Linked DNA regions of Homo sapiens: region 2 is linked to region 1. Evidence: read pairs that join two places in POLR2A ChIA-PET (ENCODE). Cell type or tissue: OCI-LY7. All regions are shown on one strand. Links, peaks and the distances in the headings refer to the core of each region. The heading gives the core; the rest is flanking DNA.

The links. ChIA-PET counts read pairs that join two places held together with the same protein. Peaks named below come from ENCODE experiments on the same cell type or tissue, not always from the same donor. Only the 100,000 strongest peaks of a DNase experiment are listed, where the experiment ranks them.
Region 2: POLR2A ChIA-PET joins it to region 1 with 5 read pairs; 12 of 35 experiments call an interaction of 5 or more read pairs at or near these places.

The regions. Positions count from the first base shown.
Region 1 is chr20:5,795,218-5,800,217 of GRCh38, forward strand. All of the region lies in intron 2 of SHLD1 (shieldin complex subunit 1), which reads left to right. Among named protein-coding and RNA genes, the nearest start is that of SHLD1, 47 kb to the left of the region's middle. RefSeq lists an enhancer at 2,906-3,105. In OCI-LY7, for the core only: no CTCF peak of the experiment used is centred there; a DNase peak (open chromatin) is centred at 2,994; H3K4me3 peaks cover 1,096 bases; H3K27ac peaks cover 4,903 bases.
Region 2 is chr20:5,565,411-5,573,426 of GRCh38, forward strand. It overlaps GPCPD1 (glycerophosphocholine phosphodiesterase 1), which reads right to left. Exons shown (of 20, transcript NM_019593.5): 12 at 4,737-4,829; 13 at 2,073-2,150; 14 at 1,323-1,362. Among named protein-coding and RNA genes, the nearest start is that of GPCPD1, 42 kb to the right of the region's middle. In OCI-LY7, for the core only: CTCF peaks have their summits at 3,829 (motif pointing right) and 4,035; DNase peaks (open chromatin) are centred at 3,851 and 5,331; H3K27ac peaks cover 2,322 bases.

The sequences.
Region 1 (5,000 bases), core at 1-5,000:
GATAGAGTGAGACTCTGTCTCAAAAAAAACAAAAACAAAACAAAACAAAAAACACACACACACACGCAAAACCAAAGTGATAAAATCAGGCTGTATAGGCTGGGCATGGTGGCTAATCCCTGTAATCCCAGCATTTTGGGAAGCCAAGGTGGGCAGATCACTTGAAGTCAGGAGTTCAAGACTAGCCTGGCCAATATGGCAAAACCCCCCTCTGTACTAAAAATACAAAAAATTAGCTGGATGTGGTGGCACGTGCCTGTAATCCCAGCTACTTGGGAGGCTGAGGCAGGAGAATTGCTTGAACCCGGGAGGCAGAGGTTGCAGTGAGCTGAGATCATGCCACTGCACTCCAGCCTGGGTGACAGAGCAAGACTCTGGTCTCGCAAAAAAAAAAAAAAAAAAAAAAATCAGGCTGTGTAAGTTTCATAACTACACAGAACAAATAGAAATGAACAAACTCATTACAAAAAATATCATCTATTGGCCGGGTGTGGTGGCTCATGCCTGTAATCCCAGCACTTTGGGAGGCCGAGGCAGGTGGATCACGAGGTCAGGAGATCGAGACCATCCTGGCTAACACGGTGAAACCCCGTCTCTACTAAAAATACAAAAAAAAAATTAGCCGGGTTTGGTGGCGGGCACCTGTAGTCCCAGCTACTCGGGAGGCTGAGGCAGGAGAATGGCATGAACCCAGAACCCGGGAGGCAGAGCTTGCAGTGAGCCGAGATCGCACCACTGCACTCCAGCCTGGGCAACAGAGCGAGACTCTGTCTCAAAAAAAAAAAAGAAAGAAAGAAAATATCATCTATTCCGGAACAGTAGATATCTACTTATTTCTCCACATCAGAATTCTCTATGTAAAGATTAGCTGTTGAAGCTATTACATTCTGGGTGGTGCTAGAAATCATTACTTAAGGAATAGAAATTAGAATGTTGTTATACATTTACCAAAGCAAAAGAGCAATAATCCAAATTTTAATCAGATCTTAGAGGAAACATTTTTATAGCTGTTTATTACAAGACCTCAGAGTTTTCTTACTGTGAGCACTCTCAAAATTATCTAAAGTATTTTTTTAATTGAACTATTGGTCATAGTTATTAATGTTATTAATATATTACTATAAAAAGGCATAGAAAAATCATAATAAGAAACAGATAATTGCTAAACTATGATTTGAGTTGCCCCTCTAGAGTTTTTTCTTTTGTGGTCTATGTGAAAGGCACCCTATGGTTTTCCATTGCTTTATCTCTTTTTTAAAACCCATAGCGAATTCCCTAAATTTGAATTTGAAACATTTTCAGCGTGAGTTAGAAAGGGGGGAGATGAGGCCGGGCGCAGTGGCTCATGCCTGTAATTCCAGCTCTTTGGGAGGCTAAGGCGGGTGGATCACTTGAGTCTAGGAGTTTGAGACCAGCCTGGGCAACATGGAGAAACCCCATCTCTACAAAAAAATACAAAAAATTAGCCAGGCAGAGTGGCATGCGCATATAGTGCCAGCTACTCTAGAGGCTGAGGTGGAAGGATTGCTTGAGCCCAAGAGGCGGAGGTTGCAGTGAGCCATAATTGCACCACTGCACTCCAGCCTGGACAACAGGACAAGACCCTGTCTCAGAAAAAAAAAAAAAAAAAGGTGGAGAGGTGAGTTAAAGGATAATTGGCTGCAGTTTTACAGTCTACAGTTTTAGACTGTAAATCGGCATATCACTTTTCAAATATTAACTCAACCTTCAACAGGCATGAGAAGCTGAAGTTGTTTCTAACTAGCCAGGAAAATGAGAAGTATTATTGCATATCTCTCAGCATATTAGGAAGAATTGGAAGAAAAACAGACCCAGAGCTCTGGATTCTATCTTTTGCTCCAAAGTAATGATAGGAAGCTTTATTCATCTAACAATGGATGCTGTGATTTTAAAAATTTAAAACTACTCTTCTTGATGAAATAAGGAAAAACAAAAGGGGGAAGGAAAGGAATTAGGAAAGGAAAGAGGGAGAGGGGAGCAAGGGAGTGATTAGTATGCTTACATTTTATACTCTTGTGAGGATTAAGAATAATGTGTGTGGGCTGGGCACAGTGGCTCATGCCTGTAATCCCAACACTTTGGGAGCCTGAGTTAGGAGGATGGCTTGAGCTCTGGAGTTCAAGATCAGCCTGGGCAACATAGTGAGACCCCATCTCTACAAAATATAAACAAAATAAGCTGGGCATGGTGACGAGTGCCTGTAGTCCCAGCTACTCAAGAGGCAGAGGTGGGAGGATTGCTTGAGTCCTGGAGGTCAAGGCTGCAAGTGAGCTATGAACATACCACTGCACTCCAGTCTGAGTGACAGAGCTAGACTCCATCTCAAAAAAGAAGAAGAAGAATATGTGTGAAGTCCCATATAGTCCCAGTCCCAGCACACTGTCCCTACTTACTTACTAGACACAGTATTATAGTATCTGTGACAGTGATGGGCATGTAAAATTGTATGTTTAGTCAAATCATATTTGACTGGAGACATGTCTAACTTGTTTAATAAGTCACATTTATAATGCCTTTGCTACTCATGAACATCCAGTCACTTGATTTCACTGATACCTGCAGTCCTAGGCTTGCCAGTGTCCCAGGCCTCTTTGTTCACTATTTCCTGGGCTACTGCTTAGGCTCTATGCCTATTATACATGTAGATATGACCCTCTGTTCTCTGTCATCAACAGCAGTTGAATCAGAGGCCTTGTTTTGGTTATCTCTTGCTGCCTAACTACCCCAAAATTTAGTGGTGTGGAACAACAACCATTATGTTCTCTCTCACAATTTTGTGGGTTGATGTGCTTCAGCTGAGTGGTTCTTATGGTCCATGTGATATTGGCTGGGGCTGCAGTCACTTGGGGGCTTGAATGGTCTGGAATGTTCAAGGCTGCTCATTCACATGGCTGATAGTTGATGCTAGTCATCAGCTGGGAGCCCAGCTGGGCTGTCAGCTGAAGTGGCCACCTGTGGTCTCTCCATGCCCATGTGGCTCAGGCTTCTGACAACATGGTGGCTGAGTTCTGAGAGGGGAAATCGCAAGAGTGAGCCTTCCAAGAGAAGAAAAGTAGAAACTCTCAGTTCTCTTTTTTTTTTTTTGAGACGAAGTCTTTCTGTCACCCAGGCTAGAGTGCAGTGGCGTGATCTCGGCTCACTGCCAGCTCCGCCTCCCGGGTTCACACCATTGTCCTGCCTCAGCCTCCTGAGTAGATGGGACTACAGGCGCCTGCCACCATGTCTGGCTAATTTTTTGTATTTTTAGTAGAGACAGGGTTTCACCGTGTTAGCCAGGATGGTCTCAATCTCCTGACCTTGTGATCCGCCCGCCTCGGCCTCCCAAAGTGCTGGGATTACAGGCGTAAGCCACTGCGCCTGGCCTAACATTTTAGTTTTCTTTTTTTTTTTTTTTTTTGAGACGGAGTCTTACTCTGTCGCCCAGGCTGGAGTGCAGTGGCGAGAGCTCGGCTCACTGCAAGCTCCGCCTCCCAGGTTCACGCCATTCTCCTGGCTCAACCTCCAGAGTAGCTGGGACTACAGGCACCCACCACCGTGCCCGGCTAATTTTTTTGTATTTTTAATAGAGATGGGGTTTCACCGGGTTAGCCAGGATGGTCTCGATCTCCTGACCTCGTGATCCGCCCACCTCAGCCTCCCTCAGTTCTCTTAAAAACTAGCCTCAGCCAGTTGTGGGGGCTCATGCCTGTAATCCCCATACTTTGGAAGGCCAAGGTGGGTGGATCACTTGAGCCCAGGAGTTTGAGACCATTTGTGAGTCTCTACATGGCAACATGGCAAAACCCCGTCTCTACAAAAAAATACAAATACAAAAATTAGCCAGGCATGGTGGCGTTCACTTGTAGTCCTAGCTACTCAGGAGGCTGAGGTGGGAGGATCACCTGAGCCTGGGAGGCGGAGGTTGCAGTGAGTCGTGATTGCACCACTGCACTCTAGCCTGGATGACTGAGCGAGACTCTGTCTCAGAAAAAAAAAAAAATTAAAGGCTAGCCTCACTTCTGTTGCATTCCCTCCCCTCCCCTCCCCTATTCTCTCTCTCTCGCTCTCTCTCTTTCTTGCTTTCTTTCTCTCTTTCTTTTTGAGCCAGGGTCTCACTTTGTCCCTGAGGCTGTAGTGCATTGGCACCATCTTGGCTCACTGCGGCCTCAACTTCCCGGGTTCAAACAATCCTCCTATCTTGGCCCCCCAAGTAGCTGAGACTACAGACATGCACCACCATGCCTGGCTAATTTTTTTTTTTTTTTTTTTTTTTTTTGGAGAGACAGGGTTTTGCCATGTTGCCCAGGCTGGTCTCAAAACTCCTGAGCTCAAGCAATTTGCTCACCTTGGCCTCCCAAAGTGCTGGGATTACAGGTGTGAGCCACCGCGCCCAGCCTTCTGTTATCACAGGCCAGCTCAAATTCAAAGAGTGAAGGAATTGACTCAGCTCTTGATGAGAGATTGGCATGTGCATATAGGGAATGGCCTTCTTACTATAGGGTCAGTACCATATTCCTTTCAAATTGCCTTCATGAAGTGTAAGTCTTTTTAAAAGGATACTTACAAACTCAAGATTCATACCCTAGAAGTAATTCTGGAAAAGGTGGTAAGATATCATTGACCTAAACATGAGAACCTGGAATGATTTGTCTTGGACCCAGTTGTATGGCATTGGAACCATACTTGTGTCAGTACATAAACATGAAAGAGCTAATCTCTTTTGAATGGAAAATGTGGCCCAATTCTGTAAGAAAGGGTTTAAGGCCATACGTGATTATTGCTAGAGCAGTGGTTCTCAAAGTGATTTTGTCCTTCAGGGGGTATTTGGCAATGTCTGGAGACATTTTTGGTTGTTGCAACTGGGTAGGGGGCAGTGCTACTGGCATGTAGTGCATAAAGGCCAGAGATGAAGCTAAGCATGATACAATGCACAGTGCAGCCCTCTCCCACAACAAAGAATTGCAGCCCAAACATGTCAATAGTTTCAAGGCTGCCTGAGC
Region 2 (8,016 bases), core at 1,519-6,518, 230 kb before region 1:
TTTTGTAGAAATGAGGTCTAGTTGCTCAGGCTGATCTTGAACTCCTGGCCTCAAGCAATTCTCCCAACTTGGCTTCCAAAACTGCTGGGATTACAGGAGTGAGCCACCGTGTCCAGCCCCTATATATAGTATTTTTTAAAGGCTCTTGTATGTATTAAACATCAAAAACCCATTTTCTAAATAAGCATCATGAAAACCAGTTTGCAACGATTAATAGACACCAGTCTGTAGACCCAAGAGTGATTATTTTCTTATAAAATTTGTACTAAAGTACTACTCTTTAAAAAGTAGTCACAAGCTGTGATTTTGCTATTTCTCCAGAGAATTAAGAGTTGTGTGATTTTGCTAAGACTACTATTTGAAATACTAAAATCAGCTCAGAAATTACAAATTAAGAGAATATACAGCAACTATTGTGCTTTTGTTATTATCAATTAATCAATATAGACTAAAAAAAAGAATTATTTTCCAAAAGTGGAAAAAATTAAAATATCAAGTTTTTCTTAAAAACACACATACAAAACCTGTATTACAAATTCAAAGACAAAATCATGTATAATTTTCCAGCAGAATAAACTAAAGGTAAAATTCATTTTATTACTAAGACTCATAAAATATCTATAAGCCTATATAGTTACGTTTATGCTCTGGGTGGGGATAATCTTTGGTCTTAAGCACTTCACAATCTTTATAAAGATATTAAAACTGTATGGTTATCACAATTACAGATAAACACCTATATCTATAGTACACCTACTATATGTACAGCACCATCAGTCTCTGGGAATATAAAAACATTTTCCTACCCCTGAGGGGCTAACACTCTAGTTGAAAAGACAGGACATATATGAAAATAAAGGATTTAAAATGAATACAATAAGCCTCATATGAATGGCACAGCCATTAATTTCTATGGGAGTAGAAAAGTGAAGTGAAATTATAAAGGGATGTGGTAGGCAGGACAAAGCTTGCCCACGGTCATAACAGGTAAATGAAGAGCTGGTTCAAATTGACCCTGTAGCCGGATTCTATAGTTGATTTACTTTCTACTTTGTAATGGTTAAGAATGTTTGGAAAGATTGATAAGTATTAACACTTTGATCATCAAGCTAAGAAAAGCAATGCAATGGTTACTATACACATGATATATATTTAGTAGAAAACAAATGCAAATTCATTTCCGAACTATAAAATTACATTTAGAAGGCCCAGTATTATACTCATAAAAATGACCAAGTATCAAGTATGTGCTAAAATCGATTTTAAAAATCCTATTAATGCTAACTACAAAAGGAAAACAGTGTTTCCATATTGGTACATACCTTTCCGATCCTTAGATTTCAGTGCAGTCACATGAGTGAGCTAGAAAGCACACAAACAAAATGAAATCAGAAAGGAAGCCTTAGCTTATGAAGAGATGGTTAACAGAAAATATCCTGAAAAACTAGCAAGATAAAAAAGCCTATAAAACGTAGAACTATCAGTTTAATAAGAATAAGCACTAGCCACTATATATATTTTATATGTGCATACACATTTAAGATAATGATCAAATACTCAATTAGGGAAGAATATAAAAATTCTTCACTAGATAACTGTTAATAGGGAATCATGCATTTATTTAGGTTCCTAATAGGGACAGGAAGAGGTACCATGTAAAATTACATGATACAAAATATTCAAAGGTATTGGAAATTAACATATATTTACCAACTATTGCATAAAAGGCCTATTGTAAAATAATGACCATTATATGAAGAAGGGCTACTGCAGAACAGAAGCAACCTAAAGATTATGAATGAGAAGGGCTAGCCACTATGGCCTACAAAAACTTATGGTCTAGTTCGTTCCTTCATAAATACAAAAACCAGTGGGGTCCATGGAAATGGTTGGAGAAGACAGCTGGATCGATACAGAACCCTTCTCCCAAACAGAACAGAATACCAAAGCACATAGTCTACACATTAAATTTAACAGTCATCCCCATGTGCAAAGAGAACATAACCATATACAAGCAAGTACAATAGTCCTAAAGCTAAGGGATAATTTACATTTCATGTTATTATTACTACCTTTAACAACTGGAGTTGGTCAAATGTTAATTCTTTTACTGGAATTTCAAATAATTCAACTGGATCAGCATCAAATTTCTAAAAAAAAAAAAAAAAGAAAGAAAGAAAAAGAAAGAATAAAGAAAATTAAGAGAAAAGTAAGCCCTAAATTATTACTGAATGCTTACACTAGACAGGCCTAGCAACTCTATTTACTCAACAATGAGAATAACTGTTAGTAGCCATACTGAGCCCATGCAGGACAGCCCTTCTAACCTAACACCACCTCCCAGCCCTTATATTCTGGCTTTCATTTTTATTGCAGTGTAGAATACCTGGAAGGAAAATGCAGCTGGCAGAAAGCTGTAGCGCTGAAGACAGCTGAGGATAGAACCAGAAGTCAGTCATCTCCCCTACTTCCTGTTATGCTGTCTATACATTTTCTTTGATACTTATCCATACTACGTGACTAGAAATCAATATGAAAGTACTATATAAAATTTATTTCTGTAAGTTTCTAATCTTTTCGAAGACTTTTAAACATCTGATTAAAAACAGCAGACACACCAAATGTCATGAAAAAATTGTCTGATTAGCTATAAACCATAATACTTAAGCACTCTGAGCTACCATGTTTCCCCCACAAGCAAATCTGTTGTATTAGGTTTTAATGTCTATCAAATGATCAATGTCACTCTGTTGAAGGCACTTCTACAGGAAATGAATTAAGGTATCACCAATAAATCATCTGTCCAACAAATATACTTAGTATATATATATATATACTTAGTATATATATATACTAAAATCCATCACATATATATTCATTCATATGCATTGGTATGAACCTGTACATGCATAAAGTTTTTCTGGAATACACAAGAAACTATTAAAAGTAAGACAGTAAGAACAAGGAAAAACAGGAAAGATTTATTTCTCATTTCATAATCTTCTGAAATACTTTTTTTTTTTCTAATGAAGATGAATTGTTTTTATAAGAAAAACACCAGCTTAAAAATCAAAATTCAGTATAAAAGTTCATTGCTTTCATTTCTCAATTAACTCATTCAGGTTCAACTTCAGATCAAGATATAGCCTGGTGAAAATGGGGCATTAGTAATATTTGAACTCTCATTGATTTTCAGAAGTAAACTGTAGCTTGGCCGGGTGCAGTGGCTCACATCTGTAATCCCAGCACTTTGGGAGGCTGAGATGGGCGGATCACCTGAGGTCAAGAGTTTGAGACCAGCCTGGCCAACATGGTGAAGCCCCGTCTCTACTAAAAAATACAAAAATTAGTTGGGCTTGGTCCAGCTACTTAGGAGTCTGCAGTCCTAGCTACTTAGGAGGCTGAGGCAGGAGAATCGCTTGAACCCAGGAGGTGGAGGTTGAGCCAAGATCACATCACTGCACTCCAGCCTAGGCAACAGAGCGAGACTCGGTCTCAAATAAATAAATAAATAAATTGCAGCTAGATCAATTAATCTCAATCTTGGCTAATAAGATCATTTATCACTTCACTCTTTCTCATTTATCTTTTCATTAATGTTCTTCCATGACTAAAACAACCTGTTCCATGTGTTTGGTCACTCTACTCATGTAATCTGAATAGATGCACCTCCTTCCTTTCCTCCCTTCCTCCCCTCCCCTCCCCTTCCTTCCTTTCTTCCTTCTTTCTCCTAATACCATTTCGCAGAAACAAAAGGGTCCTTTCCTATACATAATATATACATCATAATAATCCAACCCCTAGGAACTCTGATTAAAATTCACCAGCAGGTGGTGCCAGGGTCTTTGTCACACTCTTTAATACAACAGACAGTATCTGGTACAGTGATGCTAGCCAACTAGACTAACTTTAAATCAACTCAGTTGGAAATTAATACCCAACACAGTTTTAGAGTCTAAGTCCCCGAGAAATCACTTGGTTACATAGTATACTGACGTTTAGGGACTATATCATTATCATGATTATGTTTGTACAAAAACAATTACAGTTTTTTTACAGCTATGTAAGTTTTTAAATCTCATTCTGGATCCCCCCCCGCCATTATGCCCTCTTCTCCATTCTTCTGGTCCCCTACTCCAATTCAGGCTTACCTTTCCTGTAGCCCACATTGCTGCTCGCCCTGCCTGCAGTCTCTGTCCTCTGAAATTCCTATTTCATCAGCTACCAAAACATTAGTCTTGAACATTTCCCTTTTCAGCTAAAAAGTATTTCCTACCCCCCTAGTTCTTGAGTCTAAACCTCTTCACTGAGGCCCTCCACCATCTAACTCCAAACCTCTTTTTGAATTTTTCACTGTGGCTCACTAGCCTTATTAATTGAAGAAGCTTGAAGCAGAAACAGCTGGAATCCTAGAAAACAAACACTATGATATCTTCCTCTCTTGCCTCAATATAGTAGCATAGACAGACCGCTACAGAAACCACCTGGAATGTCCCTTTTTTGTAACATAATAAAGTATTTTCAGCAATAGAGACCCTACTCTAGGAAGGCAGTATTCCCAACTCATCACTGTCTCAATGTTGCAAGAGCATGAGAGGGAAGGACTGGCAGTAATTCACCAAGAAAATGAATTAACCAATTCTATTTAATAAGTAATTAAAAATATAAAAAAACTTCCTAGTTTTTAAACCTTTTACTTAACATTAAGAGTTTGAAATGAAGAAATTTCAACGTACCTTTTTCATAGTCAAACAACAGGTAAGATCATGATATACCACGGGCACAAAGTCCTTTGAAAGGTGTACGTCAAATTCTACAAAGGCTGCACCCTGACAGAAGGAAGCAAGTATTTGAAAAACATTGCCTGGTACACAGTACCTCTCAAACTGCAAGAACGTAAGAAATTTTTGTTCACTATAAAATTACAGACCTGTACAAACTTTTTCTAAAAAGTAATGTATTCTCTTAAAACAATGGGTTTTCTCTTTTGCAAAAGCACAGCTACTTTTTCCTGGCAAAAAAAAAAAAAAAAAAAAACGGACACAGATTCACTTCAAAACACTCAGAGGCACCGCAGTGGCAGTGAGACAGCCTTCGGGGCTGTTACTTCTGCAACTGCTATTGGCAGAAAAGGAACCCAACAAAAGCCCCAAGCTCAGGGATCCCACACATTGCTGCCCACTGCCCCTGCAAACCTTAGCTGCACAGCTAACATGAAAGATTCAGTGAGGGAAGGAATAAGCTGCAAAGTGCCTTAGCTCGGCTCCTTAGGGCACCTGAGCAGTCCACTGTACAGCCTTTCTCAGCAAAATGTCAGTACGGAATGAAAGAGGAAGCCATAACTGCTGATGAACAGACAGAGACAACAGAAACAGGAAAAAGATGATGCTCATGTCCGGTTTCCTAATGAAAGCCAAACAAATGAGGAAGACATGAATTATAGTTAAAGCCAAATTTCTAAAAAGCAGATCCACACAGAAGGAGCAGGACTGAAATTAATTTAAAGAAAAAAAGAAAGAAAGAAAGAAAAAGGCAGATCCACTCACCCCTATGAATTAATTCAGTTAAAGTCTGTATGTCATAAACTGACATACAAATATGTACCTTTTCTGAAAGGCCAGCTGCGATAGAAGGAAGCAAGGTTTGAAAATTCTGTAACACTACTTTACTGAAAAGATGGGTGCATTTCTACCCCTTACACTGGCTCTAAATTGTCAAGGGGTAGAACTCAACTTGGGAATACACATGGATCACAGACTAGAGTCAAAGGAGTTCAAGAGTCTGGCGAGGAAGCCTACTTCCTTGCAGACTTCCGAAGCGGGAAACTTAGCACCTCTTATTTTAAACAAGACAATACCAAAACCCTTTCTACCAAAGAGGACAAACCCTACCATTCCCAAGTAGTTCTAACTATTAAACATTTTAAGTTGTAGCTTTCTAATTTTTTTGGTTTTAGACAACCATAATCCTTATAGAAAATAATTTTAGTAGAAGACAAAACTTAATCCCAAAATTCATCATGAGGTTTAAGTAATAAGCCAATAACAGACCGAAACATCTTCATAGATATGTATTTAACATTAAAATAAGCCAATAATAATTAAAATAACACATCTGAAAATGTGATCCCTGTGAGTTATAAAGGATTTCATTAGAATATGGAAGAAAAAGGCTTAATGAAATCCTCTCTCAAAAAGCACATATCTAAAAATTATTGGCAGGGTGCAGTGGCTCACGCCTATAATGCCAGCACTTTGGGAGGCTGAGGCAGTCAGATCACCTGAGGTAAGAAGTTCAAGACCAGCCTGGCCAACATGGCGAAACCCCATCTCTACTAAAATTACAAAAATTAGCTGGGCATGGTGGCAAACGCCTGTAATCTCAGCTACTCGGGAGGCTGAAACTGGAGAATCGCTTGAACCTAGGAGGTGGAGGTTGCAGTGAACCAAGATCATGCCACTGCACTCCAGCCTGAGTGACAGAACAAAACTCCATCTCAAAAAAAAAAAAAATTTAACAGGGTCATCACACCGGCATGATGGTTCATGCCTGTAATCTTAGCACTTAGGGAGGCCAAGTGAGGGGATCGCTTGAGCCCACAAGTTCGAAACCAGTCTGAGCAACATAGTGAGATCCCGTCTCTACAAAAAATACAACAATTAGCCAGGTATGATGACACATGCCTGTGGTCCCAGCTACTTGAGAGGCCAAAGCAGGAGGATCATTTGAGCCCAGGAGGTTGAGGCTATAGTGAGCTATGATCCTGCCACTGCACTCCAGCCTGGGTGACGAAGCCATCACGTTTATAGCTAATGAAATGATGTTTAGACTAGCTATGACAGTAAAACTGGTTCCAAATTAATTATAAACTATAGCCTAATAATATTAATAAATATCATATTTTCAACAGAAAGATAAAACAATCTACTAACATTTTAAACATTAAAATTATGATCAATTCAAGATGTCATGAATTTTAAAATGCATTATTTTATATACCACTAAGAGGGGGAAATAAGCTGTCAATTAAATTATGACTCAAAGCTAAGTTGTAAACCCATTCCAATTTCCAAGAGGCTAAAATATTTTAAAAGTACACCTTAGAATAGATGTTAGTTCATATAAGTAATAAAGCTAAACACTGACTAACCAAGTTTACTTCCCGAACTATTTTTTACAAGGCAAAGTTGAGGGCATATGGAGTACACTGTGGAAAAAGTGGAAATTAAAAAATGAGATGTTCCTCCATTTTCCCCCTAGTTTCACTTTGGAATGTGAGGCGGTCCAGACAAGTACAGAGGAATAGGGGAGAAAAATCTCAGGTTATTGATTAAAAATGTCCAAGTTGCAGTTGCTGAAAATACTAACAGCTAAAAAACAGACTCTAACTGGATTAAAAAAAAAAATAAGGAGTTAAGGAAGACAAGTTGGTATGCAAGGGTGGAAACTGATACTTTTTTATTTATTTATTTTTTAAAAGAGATAGAGTCCAATTCTGTCACCCAGGCTGGAGTGCACTGGACGGATCATAGCTCATTGTAGCCTCAAACTCCTGGGCTCCAGCAAAGCTCCAGCCTCAGACTCCCAAGTAGGTGGGACTATAGGTATGAGCCACCACACTCAGCTGATACACTTCTTTCAAGTGTTACATAAAATCACCATCAAATCTTTCCTTCTTTTTTTTTTTTTGAGACTGAGTCTCACTCTGTCATCCAGGCTGGAAAACGGTGGCATGATCTCAGCTCACAGCAACCTCCACCTCCCAGATTCAAGCAATTCTTGAATTGCCTCAGTCTCCCAAGTAGCTGGGATAACAGGCGCGGGCCACCATGCCAGGTTAATTTTTTGTATTTTTAGTACAGGCTGGGTTTCACCATGTTGGCCAGGCTGGTCTTGAACTCCCAACCTCAGGTGATCTGCCCATCTCGGCCTCCCAAAGTGCTGGGATTACAGGCATCAGCCACTGTGCCCAGCCAGCATTCTTTTTTGAGATAATAAATTTTGAGTAATTGAGAC